2 separate regions of the Homo sapiens genome follow, and region 2 is linked to region 1. The links are chromatin contacts, found by Hi-C or POLR2A ChIA-PET in ENCODE. All regions are on one chromosome and are shown on one strand. The core of a region is the stretch at or near the end of the contact, and the rest is flanking DNA. Distances in the headings are between cores, read along the strand shown. Region 1 overlaps GCNT2 (glucosaminyl (N-acetyl) transferase 2 (I blood group)). Region 2 holds the start of TMEM14C (transmembrane protein 14C).

What was found. A loop is a pair of places that touch in the nucleus more often than their neighbours do. ChIA-PET counts read pairs that join two places held with the same protein, here RNA polymerase II (POLR2A).
Region 2: a loop to region 1 is called in a map of sigmoid colon, with 2.0 times the contacts of the local background. The contact joins the promoter of TMEM14C here to the enhancer-like site in region 1. A Hi-C loop is called at or near these places in 1 of 168 maps with a recorded cell type or tissue (sigmoid colon). POLR2A ChIA-PET finds 5 or more read pairs at or near these places in 3 of 52 experiments (Panc1, activated B cell and activated CD4-positive, alpha-beta T cell).

The regions. Positions count from the first base shown.
Region 1 is chr6:10,608,332-10,614,671 of GRCh38, reverse strand. The region is part of intron 3 of GCNT2 (glucosaminyl (N-acetyl) transferase 2 (I blood group)); the gene reads right to left. Among named protein-coding and RNA genes, the nearest start is that of C6orf52, 83 kb to the left of the region's middle. Within about 2 kb of position 4,199, at least 4 of the 41 ENCODE cell types and tissues checked have a DNase peak (open chromatin) inside an H3K27ac peak, as active enhancers do.
Region 2 is chr6:10,717,152-10,724,337 of GRCh38, reverse strand. It overlaps TMEM14C (transmembrane protein 14C), which reads right to left and starts at 1,268. Exons shown (of 6, transcript NM_016462.4): 1 at 1,097-1,268. RefSeq lists an enhancer at 372-1,268 and silencers at 1,208-1,337, 3,582-3,721, 4,052-4,211.

The DNA of each region.
Region 1 (6,340 bases), core at 2,950-5,449:
TTTCTTCTACCTTTCTTCTTTTTCTCTTTTTTTTTTTTTTTTTTTTGAGACAGAGTCTTGCTCTGTTGCCCAGGCTGGAGTCCAGTGGCATAATCTCAGCTCACTGCAACCTCCGCTTCCCAGCTTCAAGTGATTCTCCTGCTTCAGCCTTCCAAGTAGCTGGGACTAGAGGGGCGTGCCACTAACGTCCAGCTAATTTTTTGTATTTTTAGTAGAGATAGGGTTTCACCATGTTGGCCATGCTGGTCTTGAGCTGAACTCAAGTGCTCCACTCGCCCTGGCCTCCCAAAATGCTGGGATTACAGCCGTGAGCCACTGTGCCCGGCCTCTTCTACCTTCTTAGCAAGCACCAACCCATTTCAATTTGCCCTTCAATAATGACCTGGGTGATCAGCAATCATCCATTCTCCATATCTGTCCTGCTTGGTTCAACTTGCTTAGGGAAGTGAGAAAATATTCAACAAGACTTCTGGTGACAGCTCAATTTGAATACCTAGTAAGCATCACTTGGTTATTATTTTGAGGAGATAATGGCAAGCTTAAGATTGAAGACCCTGAATGTACAATGTGCTCACTGTTCAGTAAGTAATTTAATTTGGCTTGGGCTGAAAGATACATGGAGATCCCAAAGCTACCAGTCCCATCACTCTTGCCAATGTCCAGTTGCTCCTTCTCTACTCCCTAAAAGCCTCTCTATTAAGCCTGTTTCCTGCCTGCTGCCAGAGACTGATCCCAGGCTGAGCACCCTGATGGAGTAGACACTGGCCTAGGGATTAGGGAACTTCCGTTCTCATTCCAGCTTTGCCACTAACCAGCTGGGTATCCCTGGACATCATCCAACGTCTCCAAACCTCACCTCTCAAATGAAGTAGGTAAATCTGATCAGTGGCTTTTCAACCTTTTAGACTGCAACCCACAGAAAAAACACTGTATACCATCACACACACACACGTATATAAAGCAAACAAGTTTCATAAAACAATACTTGTGCTTATTACATGCGATGCACTTGTTAATTTTATGTTGTTTTCTGGTCTAGTTTCATCTTAAAAATTCTGATCAAAAACTACTAAAGTGATTTCTGTATCCTCTAATGGGACACAACTAGTATTGGAAAAATACTGGACTCGATTCTATTATTATTATATTTGCTGTTAGGATCACTATCACTATTCTTTGTCAGGACTCTGGGAGGGTAGTTATGGGGAGTATGGGTAGGACCGTACCCTTCATTCACAAGAATCCTAGCAAAGGCCTATTTTTCATTATTTCTAGGACAGGGCAAAAAAAAAAGTCAATATTATCTGAGAAAACATTTTAAACTATAAAATCCAATTCTCTCATTTGCTCTTCATAGGCTTATATAAACAGAGCATTTGAGGCAAAGTTTACAGAGTAACCAGGAATGTTTTTCTTGGGGCTCAGCCTTTCTTAGTCAAATAACTGCGTTTGTTAAACATGATTCTTTGAAATGCAAGCTTTATTTATATTGACTTGACGTTCTCATTATTCTTACACAGTTTGGTCCTCATTTTGGGAGAACTATCTGTGGTAACAAGTTCCAGAAATTGCTTATTATTTAAGCTCACATATATACTTTTTAATTTCTTAAGAAAACAAGGAATTTTGTTTTTAAATGTTAAATAGTCAATGCTGATGAGAATATATTGAAAGGGCTTTCTCACAATTCAATGGTAGTGCTGAAATTGGTTCAGCTGTAGAAAATCAATTTAGAAACATGTAGGAAAAGCCACCATAACTGCCAATTCCCTTTGACCCTTTAATATCTTCAAAATAAGCTACGGAAGGGACTTTTAAAATGCAGAAATCCGTATATGAAGATGTTCATTATGACATTACACACGATAACTGACAGCACCAGCTTTGAAGTCGGAGAGACAAGCATTGCTACCACTAACTGTATGACTCTGAACAACTATTGAATCTCTTTAAGACATGGTGTACTCGTCTTTAAAACCTCACAGGGTTTTGGGAGGGCTAAATGAGAAAAATCTGTGTACAGTGCTTTGCAATGCCTGGCATACATAACCACTAAATACATGGTTGAAAATATAATCCCTTTAATAAAATCATGGGGATAATGTTTCTGTGGAAAAGACCGCTTTTTTTACTATAATCTAAAGCAGTTTTCTCAACCTCAGCATTATCGACATTTGGACCAGGTAATTCTTTGTCGTGGGGGCTGACCTATGTCGTTTAGGATGTTTAGCAGTGTTCCCAGTCTCTTCCCACTAGATGCCAGTAGCAGGTCCCCAACCACAGATGTGACAGACCAAAATCTCTCCAGACATTGCCAAATGTCCCCTCAGGTGCAAAATCACCCCTGGTTAAGAATGATTGATCTAAAGTTAAAACAAAAACAAAGGCCGGGCGCGGTGGCTCACGCCTGTAATCTCAGCACTCTGGGAGGCTGAGAGGAGTGGATTACCTGAGGTCAGGAGTTCAAGACCAGCCTGGCCAACATGGTGAAAGCCTGTCTCTACTAAAAATACAAAAATTAGCCGGGCGTGGTGGCACACACCTGTAATCCCAGCTCCTTGGGAGGCTGAGGCAGGAGAATTGCTCCAACCCAGGAGGCAGAGGTTGCAGTGAGCCGAGATTGCACCACTGCACTTCAGCCTGGGCAACAGAGTGAGGCTCTGAATCAAAAAAACAAGCAAACAAAAAAAAAACCCCACAAAAACACCAGAATATGAAATTGTATACTATTAATAAACCATGCACAAATATTTGCATGTGAAATGTGAGTGGAGGAAATACCAGTGTTTTCCTTACTTATAAAACTTTCTTTAATGTTGTATTGCTTTTATATTTTTTACAAAAGTTTATTGATATACATCTAAGCTTTATTTGCTTCATTAATTTAGTAATTGTGCTTGTGACTAATTCTAATAATTCAATTAACTTTAACAACAAAAAAAATGGAAAATTACCAAATGGCAGGGAATTGTAGTGTTAAATAACTTGTAGCCTCTTATTCTGATTGCTAATTTGGGTCATTTTTGGAAATTCAAAGTACATAGGCCGGGCATGGTGGCTCACGCCTGTAATCCCAGCACTTTGGGAGGCCGAGGCGGGCAGACCACGAGATCAAGAGATCGAGACCATCCTGGCCAACATGGTGAAACCCCGTCTCTACTAAAAATACAAAAATTAGCCGGGCGTGGTGGCGCACACCTGTAGTCCCAGCTACTTGGGAGCCTGAGGCAGGAGAATTGCTTGAATCCGGGAGGCGGAGGTTTCAGTGAGCTGAGATCGCGTCACTGCACTCCAGCCTGCCAATAGAGCGAGACTCCGTCTCAAAAAAAAAAAAAAAGAAAGAAAGAAATTAAAAGTATATATTTGTTTCCACCCAGTACTGGTTCAATTGATCAATTGAACCAGTTCAAGTGATCAATTGATCACTTAGGATTTTTTTTTTTTTTCAAATAGACATGGCTCTCCTCTCACTATGTTGCCCAGGCTGTCAAACTCCTGGACTCAAGCAATCCTCCCACCTTGGCCTCCCAAAGTGCTGGGATTACAGGCATGAGCCATCACATTTGGCCTATTTAGGATTTTTAACACGAGAAACTTACTAAAAGAGACCCTGTTTTGTTTGATGTGGATGTTTCTAGTTTTGTAGTCCCTGAGACAGTGGTATAGCATTCTTAATATGACATCTCTGCACTCATCTCGCATAACTGCCAACAAATTCACTCCTTAGTTTAAAAGGAAAAGATGAAATGAAGAAAGGAGGAAAACCCCTGAATTTTAGAATTGAATGGATTTCAAAAATTTCCTAATGCCTCCCCCTCGTTACCAAGCTATGTGAACTACAGCCTAGAAAATTTAAGTGAATTTTCTAGGCTCTAGTTTAGGAGTGCAGATGTGCTAAAGAACTTGTTGATTTTGTTTCCAGATAATTTACTCACTTATTCAAATACTTTCTTGCATGCCTCCAACATTCCAGAGTAGATGGTGGAGGTAAAGCCATGAATGGGATATTCTTGGGGTTTTCAGCTTAATGTATCTAGAGAATTTATATTTATTAATATCTTCAGTAGCAGCCTAAATGCCTTCAAGCCAGAGTCATTCTTGGACAGTCTTCTGGTGAAGACTAGGCAATGTCAGTAAAAAGTTGAGAAACATAGGCAATCCTTGGCTCAGAGCAGTTCAGATTTCATTACAATGCTGACATGGTCCATTGGCCGCCTGCCTATGCATCTCTGCTGTTTATAATTTTTAGCTCTTGTCAAACACTCTTCTAATTATAGCAGATTTTCCTGAGGTGGTGAAGGCCTTCAGCTTCCATATTCCCAGACATGTAGCCTGAGAATGTTCCCTTCTTTGCTCCACTAAACCCTGCCATACTTCAAAATCTTTCACCTTCACGATTAACCTAATGCACTAGTTATTCCCTTCCAGCTACGACTGTTGAAATTTTGCACAGTACAGGAGTCGCCAATGGATTTCCAATCTACCAGCAGTTCTCCAAGCTGGTTGATAATAGCATTGCTCAAACACATACCTTTTGCTTTCCTTTGATGCCACAGTCCTCACTCAGGTGCTCAACATCTCTCATCAAGAAGACTGTAATTGCCTGCCAGTGGGTCTCTCTGTCTGCAGTATTTCCACCAGATGCAGTCAATACCACCAGATGGCTCTTCCTATAATCAGCACTGATCCTGTCACCCTTCTATTTGAATGGTTGACCCTGTGTCTGATTTTTCAAGCCAGCTTGAGATGCCCCACCACCACTCACCCTCCAACAAACAAGCAAACTCAGACTTGGTCTCATCCTAGACCTCTTCTGCCGCCTCTTACCACCCTTACCAGAATTCCAACTCCTCACTTCATTTCTCATTTTACATTTCTACATTTGTTCCCCTGGACCCAGCTTCATGCTTATCTCCTCCCTCAAGAGCTAGATTCTGAACTGTCATTTCTTTCCTTTGCTTCATACTGTCACTAACCAAGCAGACTGCCCCAGCCAGCTCCTCAGAATTATAACCCTGGCCAGACCCATCACTTCAGTTCTATAGATCACATTCCGGCCAGGAAGATCCCAAAATGCTGACCACAACACATAAGAGCTTTTACAATCTTGCCCTCTGCTATGGTTTGAATGTGTCCCCCAAAATTCATGTGTTGGAAACTTGATCCCCAGTGCAACAGTTTTGAGAGGTGGGACCTTAAGAACTGACCAGGTCATGAGGGCTCTGACATCATGAATGGACTAATGTCATTATTTTGAGTATGGGTTCATAATTGCAGGATTGGGCTCATTATCACAGGAGTGGATTTATTGTAAAAGCAAGCTTGACCCTCTCTTGGTTCTCACTCTTATGTGCTCTCTTGCCCTTCCACTTTATGCCATGAGATGATGCAGCATGAACGCCTTCACCAGATGCCACTGCTGTGCTCTTGAGCTTCCCAGCCTCCAGAATCAGGAGCCAGATAAACCTCTTTTCTTATAAATTACCCAGTCTCAGGGATTCTGTTACACAGCAGAAAATAAACTAAGACACCTCCAGACTACAAACAGCAGACTGGGAGCCCATAAACCACATTTGATTGGTAGGCCTGTTTGGTTTGACCCCTGCAGTAGGGTGGAATTGAGCCAACATGGAAAAACCAGATTTTCTATGGAAGTCTGAATTCCTATTGTCCCTTGACAACAATTCACCGGGGTTTTAGGCATCCAGGAGCTCTCTGGCCACCCTGGCCCCAACGTGTTTCATTCACCTACATTGTCTGGCCCTGTTGACATGTAGTTTGCAACACTGGGTTCCAGGCCTCATCTTTCAACAATGTCCACACACACCCAAATGTCCTGCCACACATCTGGGAATTCCTGAATTGGTCTTCCATTTTCACACAGCTCTTTGCACCTTGGCTTATGCAAATGTCTAACATAAGAAAACATGCTCAACCTTGTTAGGAACTAAGTTACTAAAGTTAAAACCCTAAGGTAGCCTCTCTTTTTGTGTTTGTTTATTAGAGACAATGTCTCTGCTCTATTGCGCAGGCTGGATTTGAACTCCTGGTTTCAAGGGATCATCCCATGTCACCCTCCTGAGTGGCTAGGATTACAGACATGTACCACTGCACCTAGTAATTCCTCTTTTTATACTTATCAAGCTCGCAAAGATTTAGAAAATAATAATGCCCCATAGTGGAAAAGGTAGAGTGAAATGGAGCCCTCAAACCCGCAAGTGGGAGTATAAATTGGTACAATTTTTGGAAGAGCAATATGACATTCTGGATTAAAAGCCTTAAAAATGTGCATATCGCCAGGCGTGGTGGCTCACGCCTGTAATCCCAGCACTTTGTGAGG
Region 2 (7,186 bases), core at 19-2,518, 110 kb before region 1:
AACCTCAGTTTTAATCACATAGGCCCACGGGAAACTCAGCAAGATCCACTGACCAGCTCTAAAATCAGGGAATGTGTTAGTCATTTCATCAGCTACCCATGTTATCACTAAATTCAAAAGCAAATACTCCCGTGCCCTTAATCCAACTACTTTAATGTCTCTTTTGAGGGGAGGTAGGGGTGTTGCTTTTCATCCCTGCTGCAACAGCCAATTTCAAAGCTCAACTTTTTTAGAAACTTCTGCGTCCAACTCACAGTTCTTGTTAGGAGGGCAGTAGTAGGAGAGGATAAAATATACGGAAACAGTGGTCATATTCACATGTGACACTACACCCTTGGAAAAACAGCTTCTATTTTCTTACAGAAAGTATCCTGTGTCCAGTGAGCCAAAAGATGAAAGCAATGCATACCCCGTTTATTCTGTTTAAAGAATTAGGCCAAGCGCAGTGGCTGACGCCTGTCATCCCAGTACTTTAGGAGGCCGAGGCGGGCGGATCACCTGGGGTTAGGAGTTCAAGACCAGCCTGGCCAACATAGTGAAACCCATTGTCTACTAAAAAATATAAAAAAATTAATCGCGCATGGTGATATGCGACTGTAAATCCCAGCTACTTGGGAGGCTGAAGTGGGAGGATGGCTTGAGCCCAGGAGGCAGAGGCTGCAATGAGACATATTCAGGCAACTGCACTCAAGCATGGGCGACAGAGCAAGTCCCTCCCTCAAGGACAAAAAAAAAAAAAAAAAGAATTAAGTTTCCATAAAACAGGGAAGGGCAGCGGGCTTGGGATCTTGCCCACAGTTCTTAACTCGAGACGGCACCGAGTAAGGGAGGCTTTTAAAGAGATGGAGCAAGAAAATCACCAAGAAACGAGGCAACACTATGCTACATGGGTAAGCCTTTGCCTCAGGAGCCCAGGGGCTCCGCGCATCCACAACTTCTTTTAAAAGCAGAAAATACCCAACGAGAAAAGCACCGACCACACGGCCTGAAGGCCCGCTGAATCGGGGGGACGAAAAGCAGACGGCCGTGAAACTCCTAAATAATCCCTAAAAGTTAAAAGTGGCAGAAAATAAGAATAATCCCCAAATACTCGCACCGGTCTCACGAAGGCCCCGGCTGTCTACAAGGGCGCGCAAGCCGCAGGAATGACTGCGAGGTGTCGCCGGAAATGCAGCGGCGGGCGCTCTCCGTCCCGGTGGCGGGGCGAGGAGAGGGGAGCGGCTCTGTTGTGCCTGCGCAGTGTACCGGGAGAGGGGCGGTCAGAGAATGGGGACGGTGCGGGCGGGGCTTGAGCCGCCAAGTAGCAGCATGCGCCCTGCATTCAGCGGGTGGAGAGTGGGGCGGGGCATCGCGGCGAGCTCCTGAGTCCAGGGAACGCGGCGGGGAATCTCTGTGCTTCCCCTGTCCGCAGCGCCTGCAGGGCCGACCAGTATCAGTCCCAGGTCCAATCCTGAGTGGCCAAAAGCAGGAGACCCGGAGTTGGACCTGGGACTTGCACAAGCCGGACCACGTGAGCTCGGCCACGCCAGAGGTGAGGCCACCGCTGCGGGACCAGGGAATCTGAGGCTGGATTTTGAAGGACCCCATTAATAGAGGAACAAGTTACAGGGTATAAACCAGATGCAGGCCATCAGGGAGGAGTGTCACTCAAGCCCGATCTTGTCTACACCAGGAAGGGCCTGCCTGGAAGAAAATACGGGGGCTGCAGAATAATGTGGCTCAAAGCCAAATATCCGTTTGTTTTAGGGAGTGAGGCTGCTTGAGAAGCATCTTAAAGGGGGATGGGGAGTAAGTTAAACCTGATTTTTACCCAGCTCTGTGGACCCAAAATATCCACAGCATATTATCTCCATTCCCACTTGGAGTCACTCCTATTCCGTTTCCTGCACCACCATTCTCTTAGTTGCTCTACACTAAAATTTGCTGTCATCGTTGACTTCTCCCTCTCCATCCCCTACAAGTATCAACATACACAAATCTGACCAATATAATTGTCAGTGAATAAAGCGAATTCCAGCCAAGTTTTTTTTTTTTTTATGTGGAGTCTCACTCTATTGCCCAGGCTGGAGTGCAGCGTATGATCTTGTCTCACCACTACCTCTGACTCCCATGTTCAACTGATTCTCCTGCCTCAGCTGCCTGAGTAGCTGGGATTATAGGCCTGTACCACCACCCCTGGCTGCCAGGCTAATTTTTGTTATTTTTAGTGGAGATAGTGAGAGATCACAACGTGCCAGTGTGTTCAAAATTGATGGCTTCTTGGTCTGACTTGAGAAAGCTGCAGACCCTCGCGATGAGTGTTAGTTCTTAAAAGCAGTGTCTCTAGAGTTTTTCTTCCGATGTTTAGAAGTATTCAGGGAGTTTTTCTGCTGGTGGGTTTGCTGTCTCACTGGCTCAACGAGCAAAGCTACAGACCTCTGTGGTGGATGTTAAAGCTCTTAAGGCAGTGTGTCTGGAATTGTTTGTTCTTCCCGGTGGGATCGTGGTCTCCCTAGCTTTGGACTGGCTCAAGGAGCAAAGCTACAGACTTCTATAACGAATGTTAAAGCTCTTAAGGCAGTGCGTCTGGAATATGTTTGTTCTTTCCGGTGGGATCGTGGTCTTCGTAGCTTTGGGAGCAAAACTGCAAATCTTCGCAGTGAGCGTTACCACTTGTAAAGACAACACAGGACCTAAGCACCGAGCAACAGCAATATTTGTTGCAAAAAGAAAAAGAGAAAGAACAAAGCCTCCTCCACATAGAAGAAAACCCAAGTGCGTTACAACTACTGGCTTGGGCAGCCTGCTTTTATTCTCTTATCTGGCCCCACCCACATCCTGCTGATTGGTAGAGCCGAGTGGTCTGTTTTGACAGGGTGCTGATTGGTGCGTTTACAATCCCTGAGCTAGATACAAAAGTTCTCCACGTCCCCACCAGATTAGCTATAGAGTGTCCACACAAAGGTTCTCCAAGGTCCTGCCAGAGTAGCTAGATACAGAGTGTGGATTGGTGCATTCACAAACCCTGAGCTAGACACACGGTGCTGACTGGTGTGTTTACAAACCTTGAGCTAGATACAGAGTGCCGATTGGTGTATTTACAATCCCTAAGCTAGACATAAAGGTTCTCCACGGTCCCCACCAGAGTAGCTAGATACAGTGTCCATTGGTGCATTCACAAACCCTGAGCCAGACACAGGGGGCTGATTGGTGTGTTTACAAACCTTGAGCTAGATATAGAGTGCCAATTGGTGTATTTACAATCCCTGAGCTAAACATAAAGGTTCTCCACCTCCCCACCAGACTTAACCCAGCTGGCTTCACCCAGTGGATCCCACACCAGGGCTGCAGGTGGAGCTGCCTTCCAGTCCTGCGCCCTGCGCCCACACTTCTCAGCTCTTGGGTGGTTGATGGGACTGGGCCCTGTGGAGCAGGGGGTGGTGCTCATCAGGGAGGCTCGGGCCCTACAGGAGCCCACGGAGGTGGTGGGAGGCTCAGGCATGGCGGGCTGCAGGTTCCGAGCCCTGCCCCGTCGGAAGGCAGCTAAGGCCCCGCGAGAAATCCAACGCAGCGCCGGTGGGCTGGCACTGCTGGGGGACCCAGTACACCCTCTGCAGCCGCTGGCCTGGGTGCCAAGCCCCTCATTGCCCAGGGCCGGCCGGCCGGCTGCTCCGAGTGCGGGGCCCGCCAAGCCCACGCCCACCCGGAACTCCAACTGGCGCGGAAGCGCCGCGCGCAGCCCTGGTTTCCGCTCGCGCCTCTTCCTCCACACCTCCCTGCAAGCTGAGGGAGCCAGCTCTGGCCTTGGCCAGCCCAGAAAGGGGTTCCCACAGTGCAGCGGTGGGCTAAAGGGCTCAAGTGCCTCCAAAGTGGGAGCCCAGGAAGAGGAGGCGCCGAGAGCGAGGGCTCTGAGGACTGCCAGCACGTCGTCACCTCTCACTAGCAGCCTTCGCTTGCTCTCGGTGCCTCCTTAGCATCGGCCAGGCTCGAGGAGCCCTTCAGCCCGCCGCTGCGCTGTGCGGGGCCCTCCCTGGGGCTGGCCGAGACCGGAGCCGGCTCCATCTGCTCGTGGGGAGGCGTGGAGGGAGAGGCGCAGGCGGGGACTGGGGCTGCGCTGCCCCGGGTTCCAGGTGGGCGCAGGCTCGGTGGGCCCCGCACTTGGCGCGACCTGCCGGCCCCTGCTGGGCTTGATCGGAGGCTGGGTCCAGTGCGTGGACCGCCGTTCCCTCTTGGCGGGGTCGTTGGCCACGATGGCGGGTCTCTGTCTCTCTCCTCCTCTTTTCCTCTTGGTTGTGTGGGAGGAGCTCCCGGAGTGCCCAGGCTAGTTGCCAAAAAGTCCCACCCAACTCCCAGCGAGAGGTGAAGCCCGCTGGGCTTCTGGGACGGGTGGGGACTTGGAAAACTTTTGTGTCTAGCTAAAGGATTGTAAATGCACCAGTCAGCAGTTTTTTGTCTAGCTAAAGGTTTGTAAACGCACCAATCAGCGCTCTGTGTCTAGCTAATCTGGTCAGGACTTGGAGAACTTTTGTATCTAGCCAAAGGATTGTAAACGCACCAATCAGCACTCTGTGTCTAGCTAAAGGTTTGCAAATGCACCAATCGGCACTCTGTAAAATGGACCAATCAGCTGGATGTGGGTGTGGCCAGATTAGGGAATAAAAACTGGCCACCCACAGCCAGTAGGGGAAACGTGCTTGGGTGTTTTCTTGGGCTGACAGAGCTTTGTTCTTTTGCTTTTTGCAATAAATGTTGGTGCTGATAGTTCTTTAGATCCGTGCAATGTTTATGAGTTTTAATACTCACCGTGATAAGGCTACAGTTTTGCTTCTGAAGCTAGTGAGACCACAAACCCACTGAAAGCAGATGAAAAACTGGATGTGCCACCTTTATGAACTGTAGCACTGACTGCAGAGGTTGGTGGTTTTATTGCTGAGGCTAGCAGAGAGCACAAACCCACCAGAAAGAACAAGTAACTGCAGATGTGCCACCTCTAAGAGGTGTAACACTCACTGCAAAGGCCTGCAGCTTCATTCCTGAAATCAGTGAGACCGTGAACCCACCAGTAGGAAGAAACTAGATAATGTCTGAATGTCGGAAGGAACAAACTTTGGACCCACCATCTTTAACAGTTGTAACATTCAATCATGAGGGTCTGTGGCTTTATTCTTGAAGTCAGCAAGACGAACCCACAAAGTCCAGACACAATGGGGTTTCACCATGTTGGCCCAGCTGGTCTCAAACTCTTAATCTCATCTGCCCACCTCAGTCTCCCAAAGTGCTGGGATTAGAGGCATGAGCTGCTTTGCTGGCCTTTGTAGCATGGTTTTTGCTTTTTTTTTTTTTTTTGAGATGGAGTTTTGCTGTTGTAGAAAGTAGAAAAGCTTCTCTTCAAACCTTGTCTTGGTTTAAAAATAGACACCAGGAATAATCACATCTTACTCCAAAGCCTGCTATCAACTGTTAGTTCTTACGATTTAGCCCAGTTAGTTGCTTTGGCTTATTCAGGCATGTCTGGACAGGCCCAAGCAAGTCTCAGCTCATATTTTATGCCCCTTCCTTATTTGGAAATGTTATTATTTCCTTAAACCTTTCATAAGCAACTTAGTCTCCTTTATCCTCCCTTGCACCTAACTATTTAGGAAAGTTTCAGGTTGTTAGCAAATTGGAAATTTAAGACCGAGGTCCAGCACCAGTCAATGCATGCAGGACACAGCAGTAAGGAGGACCCAAATGTGTAAACCCTCTGCTTTTCCTTTGTTCAAGTGTGCTATTGCCGTTGTTCCATCTGTGAGAAGCACCCTTTCTGCAGGAAGTGAAAATGGCCTTGCTGAGAGAATTAAATTTATGTTTGAGTGCTATTTTGTGGTGCTGGGGAACAAGCATTTCTAACAGTTGCCCAGGCTGGAGTGCAGTGGCATGATCTCAGCTCACTGCAACCTTTGCCTCTCAGGTTCAAGTGATTTTCCTGCTCAGCCTCCTGAGCGGCTGAGATTACAGATGTGTGGCACCATGCCTGGCTATTTTTTGTGTTTTTAGTAGAGACAGTGGTTCACCATGTTGGCCAGGCTGGTCCCACACTCCCAGCCTCAAGCAATCTGCCTGCCTGGGCCTCCCACAAGTGTCGGGATTACAGGTGTGAGCCACCATGCCCGGTCGCGGCGTATATTCTTAAAGACAAACTTTCCACTTGTGGCAGCACCTACCTTGCAGATAGCAAAATTGAAGCCCTTGTTTATCACAGCTGATTCTAACCAGCCAACGCTGATAATGACTAAGAACTTGCAGGAATTGCAGTATGCCAGACCTTCAATTTAATTGAAGACCTTCCTGAACAATTAATAGGGAGACTTGTCTTAACCTGCAGGAACGGCTTTAGGGGCTCATTCTTCCCTATGCAGGCGCAAGCCTCAAACCTTAATTAGGATCATCCACCATGATTCCCGCACTCTCCCCCTCACCTTATACTTGAAGAAACTCAACCTCAGAGAATTGTATTATCTACGGTCTTTGTCAGTGGTACAGCTATGATTTAAAGTAAGGTCTGAAATACAAAAATTAGCCAGGCGTGGTGGCACACCCCTGTAATCCAAGGTACTCTGGAGGCTGAGGCAGGAGAATTGCTTGAACCTAGGAGGCGGAGGTTGCCATGAGCCAAGATTGCGCCATTGCACTCCAGCCTGGGCAACAGAGCAAGACTCTCTCAAAAACAAAGAAACGAACAAACAGTGTAAAGAAAGAAAAGCAGCATTTTAAATAATGTTTATATAACTCATAGGAAAGTAGGAAAAAGAAAACAAAAACAGCACAAACAGCAAAACAAAAAAATGGCCAACTTAAGTCTTAAAACATTAATGACATTAAATGTAAACAGTCTAAATACATCAATTAAAAGACAGAATGGATTAAGAAATATGACACAACTATATGCTGCATACAAAAAATTCACTTCAAACATAAGGATACAGGCAAGTTGCAATAAAAGACGGAAAAAATATATCATGCAAACAAAAGAAATCAGAAGTAGCTACATTACTATCAGATAGATTTCAGAGCAAAGAAAATGACCAGAGACAGTGACATTGTATAAAGATTTAAGAGTCAATCCACCAAGAAAACAGAAATCCTAAATGTATATGTACCTAACAATAGAGCTGCAAAAGATGTGAAACAAAAACTGAAGGAATTGAAATAAGAAATGGACAAATCC